2 separate regions of the Homo sapiens genome follow, and region 2 is linked to region 1. A link is an interaction called in ENCODE POLR2A ChIA-PET data of the cell type or tissue named here. Cell type or tissue: Panc1. All regions are shown on one strand.

What was found. ChIA-PET counts read pairs that join two places held together with the same protein. Peaks named below come from ENCODE experiments on the same cell type or tissue, not always from the same donor. Only the 100,000 strongest peaks of a DNase experiment are listed, where the experiment ranks them.
Region 2: POLR2A ChIA-PET joins it to region 1 with 11 read pairs; 2 of 35 experiments call an interaction of 5 or more read pairs at or near these places.

The regions. Positions count from the first base shown.
Region 1 is chr15:69,695,440-69,697,939 of GRCh38, reverse strand. It overlaps PCAT29 (prostate cancer associated transcript 29), which reads right to left. Exons shown (of 4, transcript NR_126438.1): 4 at 2,190-2,273. Among named protein-coding and RNA genes, the nearest start is that of PCAT29, 100 kb to the right of the region's middle. In Panc1, no CTCF peak of the experiment used is centred here; no DNase peak of the experiment used is centred here.
Region 2 is chr15:70,139,888-70,142,387 of GRCh38, reverse strand. No RefSeq gene overlaps it. Among named protein-coding and RNA genes, the nearest start is that of TLE3, 43 kb to the right of the region's middle. RefSeq lists enhancers at 1,216-1,315, 1,083-1,586, 2,091-2,500. In Panc1, no CTCF peak of the experiment used is centred here; no DNase peak of the experiment used is centred here; H3K4me3 peaks cover 435 bases; H3K27ac peaks cover 846 bases.

The DNA of each region.
Region 1 (2,500 bases):
GTTGATAAAAATGAGGCAGCAGGAAAAAATGAGGCTACGCTCACTAGCAAATACCTGCCCTGCTGATGTTGCAAATTAAGAACAGCATTATGGGATATCTTGGGGTGTGTTTCAAGGTTTGCCACTCCTTTAGCCCGACTTGGGCAAAGGGACCATATCTTACCTGCCCGAATGCATGGCATAGTATAGGAATGCTGGTGGTTAGAACAAGGGCCTTAGTTTGTAAAGAAAGCCTGCCAAGGTGGTCGTGTTTGGAAATGCCAAAGTGACATTATGGGGAGCAGAATGGAGCAGGAGTGAGAAATATCAACACCTAGAGTGTGTCCCTTGTCTCTACCGCCCCTCCCACCAACAATTAGCCTGACCTTGGCCTGAGATATTATACCAACTACAACTTTCACTGTTTCTTTGCTTAATTTGCTTCACTGCTGGGGGGAAAACAAGACCTGAAGAGGAATAAAAGCAGCTGGTTTCTTTCGACCATCAAAGGCAGAATTGGATACTGCTGCACGGTGATTTTCAAGGCAATTCAAAATTCAAATTAGCCAAAGCTGACTCCCTCCCTCCTCGCTCTCCTGCGCTCTCTATCTTTGTCTCTCTCTCTCTCTCTCTCTGCCTTTTGCACGACTTTGTTCACAAAGCAGAACTATTCCTAGCCTCCTGTGCTCCACTTTGAAGCCAGCCCATGTTTTTCCACTTCACCCCTTCATCCTTCTGGGCAGCGGTTTTCTGCCTCATCCAAAGGAATCAATGAGGAGGCTCAAATGCCAATCTTTTACTTTTTCCAAGAAGGGCTTCCAAGGTGCTAATGTGCTTCCCAGCCAAGATACAGCCTCTGGTGTGTGTTTGCTGGTGATAATAATACATCAGCTAGGTAGGGTGGACTCCAGAGGCCTGACTGGGCACAGCAAGGCATTCCTGAGTGCTCTCCAGCCGGGGAAGGAAATGATGGGGAAAGGAGAAGTGACAGAGAAGCAGAATAGTGCTGGAGGAATGAATTTCATGGCCCATTATTTCAGTAGTGTGTGTTCAGAGCCCACGGTGCACCTGGAGCCAGTTCCAAGTCCATCTCCTGCAGGAAGCCTTTTCTCATCCCCTCTGCTCCTCAGACATCACCTGCTCCCCTTCCTGGGCAGTCCCAGACCTCTCTGCCTGGCCAGCCCCTTGGGTCCAGGTACACACAGCCTGCTGTGTGTTAATTGCTCTGTGTGTATGGAAACCCAAACACAGTGCCTGATGCAGCATGGCACTCCATGGTGTAGTCCCTGCGCCCTTTGCCTCTGCCCTGTCTCCCTTCCTAGAAGTCAGCTCCATGACAAAAGGGGCCTCTTCATACTCCAGTGGCCCCAAAGCTCAGCCCAAGTCCTTCAATGTCTTGGTCACAGACAGAATCCAATAACTACTTGGAAATTGCATGACGGTTTCCTTCAAACATTGTAAGAGCTTGTTTTTCTCTTTTAATGACAAAAGAAAGCCCACATGTTAAAAATCTTTCTAACCTCATCTCTGTTGCTACTTGCCCCAGGCCTCTAGACCAAGTCACCAAATTTCCCTTTATTGTTCTACCAAAGGGTTAGGCAGTTTCCAGTACAATTAAAAATTCAATGGTAAAGGGCTTCTCTTCTCCACTTGGTAACTGACTAACTTGGAGGAGCTAGGCCAGATTATAAGCTCCTGAGTTCCTCCAACTCAATGCCCGGTTAGGATGTACTGTAGCCAGGCCAACGAGGTCTCTAGACATCCCTGAGATCATAAAAATAGAAAGTAAGGCCCCACTGCCAGGTTGAGTTGTGCAAAGGGAGCTTTGAGCAGTCTGCAAAGAGCCTCTAGGCTGCAAGAGGAAGGCCTGGCCCCTGAAGCCAGGTGGACTGATGTCTCCAGTACTAATTTAATTAGAGTGGTCCAGGGAGGCCTAACACAGGAGGTGATGTGGGAGCTGAGGTTTGAATAGCAAGAAGAACCAGCCAAGGCAGGTTCTAGGGAAGGCCATTCCAGGCAGAGGGAACAACTACCACACAGGCTCTGGAGCAAGAGTAAGCTTGACATGTACAAGGAATCAAGACAGGGCCCATGCGGCTAGAACACGGTGGACCAAAGAAAAATGGAAGTTGGAGAAGAAGACAGGGCCAATTGTGTGGGGCCTTTCACTCCGTGGTAAGAAGTTTGAACTTTAAATGCAACAAAAACAATTGAAGAGTTTTGCTTTTTAATTAAAAAGAGCGATATTTCAAGGTTCTTCTGGCAGCAGTATGGAGAGTGGCCGTCGGGGCAACCTGGATGGGAAGAAAGAGGTGTGTTAGGAAGCTGTTACAGTTGGTCACGGAGGACTTAATGGCTTGGGCCGGAGGGATGGAAATGGAGAGGAGTGGACAGATTCAGAATGTATTTTTGGAGCTGGAACCAATAATTCCTACTGACAGATTGTGAGAGGAGAAAAGGGGAGAATCAAGGAAGACTCTGGTGATTTTGTTTTGAGAAGTGGGGTTGGAGGTTAATACCA
Region 2 (2,500 bases), 440 kb before region 1:
TGGTCTCAGTTCTGCCACAGAGAACACTGGACGAGTCACAGCCACTCTGAACTTCTGTTTCCTCTTCTGGAATATGAGGAAATTGGGTTAAATGGTCCCTGTGGTTCAAGAACCAGAAGATGATTCAACTTGACACCATACCTTACAATTTAAACACTTCTGTGCTTGTTATTTCATTTGATGTTCACAGTAAGCCCATAAGTGAACAGGAGAGGGATTATTATCTCTATTTTATAGCAGTGAAATGACTTGTGGTGGTTATACATCCTGCCCATGACAGAGCTTAGCCTGGGTCATGGGCTGGTGTCCTTCTCCTAGCCCAGGCTTGTCTCAACTCCTCATGCTCACAGGGTAGATTCCTTGAGCCGAACCACCTCCACCTTCAGCGCCACGCGGGAGCTTTTGTTCAAGCCAGAATTCAGGGATCATCCTGTCCACTTCATTTTCTGCTGAAAAAATTGAGCTCCATAGAGGGAAGCAAAAGGGCCTCCCCCGGCTCACACCGCAAAGCGTCCCATTCTCCTGATGTGGAACCACTCCACTCTTCTCGTGGGTCCCATGGGAGTGAAAATGCCTGCATCTTGGGCCTGGGCTAAGGATGGATCTGTCAAAAACAGTGACACTGATAAGTTTTGGGTGCATTTGAGACACCACCACTGTGTCATCATTACCCACACTGCTGTCATGAGGTCTTGAGAAATTGTCACCGGGGTCCTCTTGGGGTCTGATGTGCTAAGAGAGGTCAGGACAGGCTAATCTGTGTCTGCTCCATGCCCCCTCCACATCTACCTGAGCCTTTGAGAGTGCCTAGCTCATTCTCCCTGCTCCTTAAAATCCTCCAAGTTCCACAGCCCCACCTAGACCTCAGAGTGAGTGGTTCACTTTGCGGCACTCAGGCCCACTCAGTGACCACAACAAACACAGCTTGCAGGGTCTGGCTGGCCACAGGTGCTGTCCCTTCTGCCCACCTGGCAAATGCTATCTCTTCTCTCCAGATTTAGCTTGCTGGCCCCCTCTTCCATAGGGCCCCTGAAGAGGCAAGTGCTTCCTTTTCCCACTCCCACGACTGTGCAGAAAGCCTCTGACAAAGCACTTTCACTTTCACATGGTGGCCACTGGTCTCCGAGGCTGTTCTCCTTTTAACTGGCAGCTCAGTGAAGACAGGGGTTGTACTTTGTTTCTCTCAGTATCTTCAGCGCCTAGACCCTGATGGGGCTCAGTGACCTTAGAGGGAGAGGGGATGAGCTTTACATGCTGATCAGGAGCACAGGCCTTGGCAGCAGGCTGGCCTGCACTGAAATCCAGTTCTGCCATTAACCTACATGTCATCCAAACCTCTCTGAGCCTCAGTTTTCAAATCTACAAAATGGGAAGATTGGTACTGCCGGCCTCATCAGGATGAATGGGAAAAACCATGGAAAGAGCTTAGCATATCACAGGCAGTAACCGGGAACTATTGTCATTATCATTGGGGAATTCCCCAAAAGGTTCCTCTGTGAGCTCACAAGAAAGCCCCTGGGTCTCCACGCCGTCTGCAGGAAGCACCCCGGGGATTGGCAGCCCTTCCCTGCCCTGCCTTCTTCTCCAGCTGCAGTCGGAAAACCCCTTTCTCAGGATGCCCCAGACAGGGCCAAGCTGCTTTCCTTCCCCTTGTTGACACAGGGAAGACCTGGCTGCCTGGAGCCTTGACTGGGCCTCCCACTCTTTGAAGTGCAAACACCGAGCTGTGTATTTTGGGCCCCTCTGAAGGGCCGTTTCTGGTGAAATACCAGGTTTTGAAATACTTCACTCCTTGTTTGCATTCGGAAGCCCATACATGCTCAGGTCTCTCAAGGCCTGTATTCAGAGAGGCTGGAGGTAATGTGGGCGAAAGAATCAGACTCTAGTGGGGGAACACAGTGGCCCTCTGCTCTTGGGCTGGGCCTACAGGAGCCACTGGAGGTGGAAGAGGGAGCTCCCTCTCACAGAGTCCACCTCTGGCTGGGAAGAGCAGACGAAGGCATGCAGAGGTATGTCCAGGTGAGCCCAGGGCACAGAGAGCTGGGACCAAAGGCTGGTGTGAAGAGTCATCTCCTGAAGACCTAGCTACAGAAATACTGGAACTCAGTGCTTCTTCCAGCCCCTCCTCTGCTCTGGCACCCACCCCCACCTCTCCACCCAGGGAGTATGTAAACTTCTCGTCCTGCCAAGAGCTGGGCAGGGAGGAATGACATTTATTTGAGCCTCACTGATCTCATAGGAGCTGTCTTAGCCCAACAGCAGAGGTAGAGGAAGTCAGAAGGGGAGGCAGGGTTGACTTGATAGAGATCTCCGTGGGTTTCTAGGAGGGTTTGGTCTGGTCTCTAGGAGGATGAGCCTCCACGTCCTGGGTGATCATTTGGGCCAGGTATTTTACACACCCTCTTTACTTTAAGCCTCATGAGGTGGGTGGTCCCATCCCCATTTCACAGATGAAGAAATCGATGCTATAATGGAACAGACTGGACTCCTTACCCAAAGG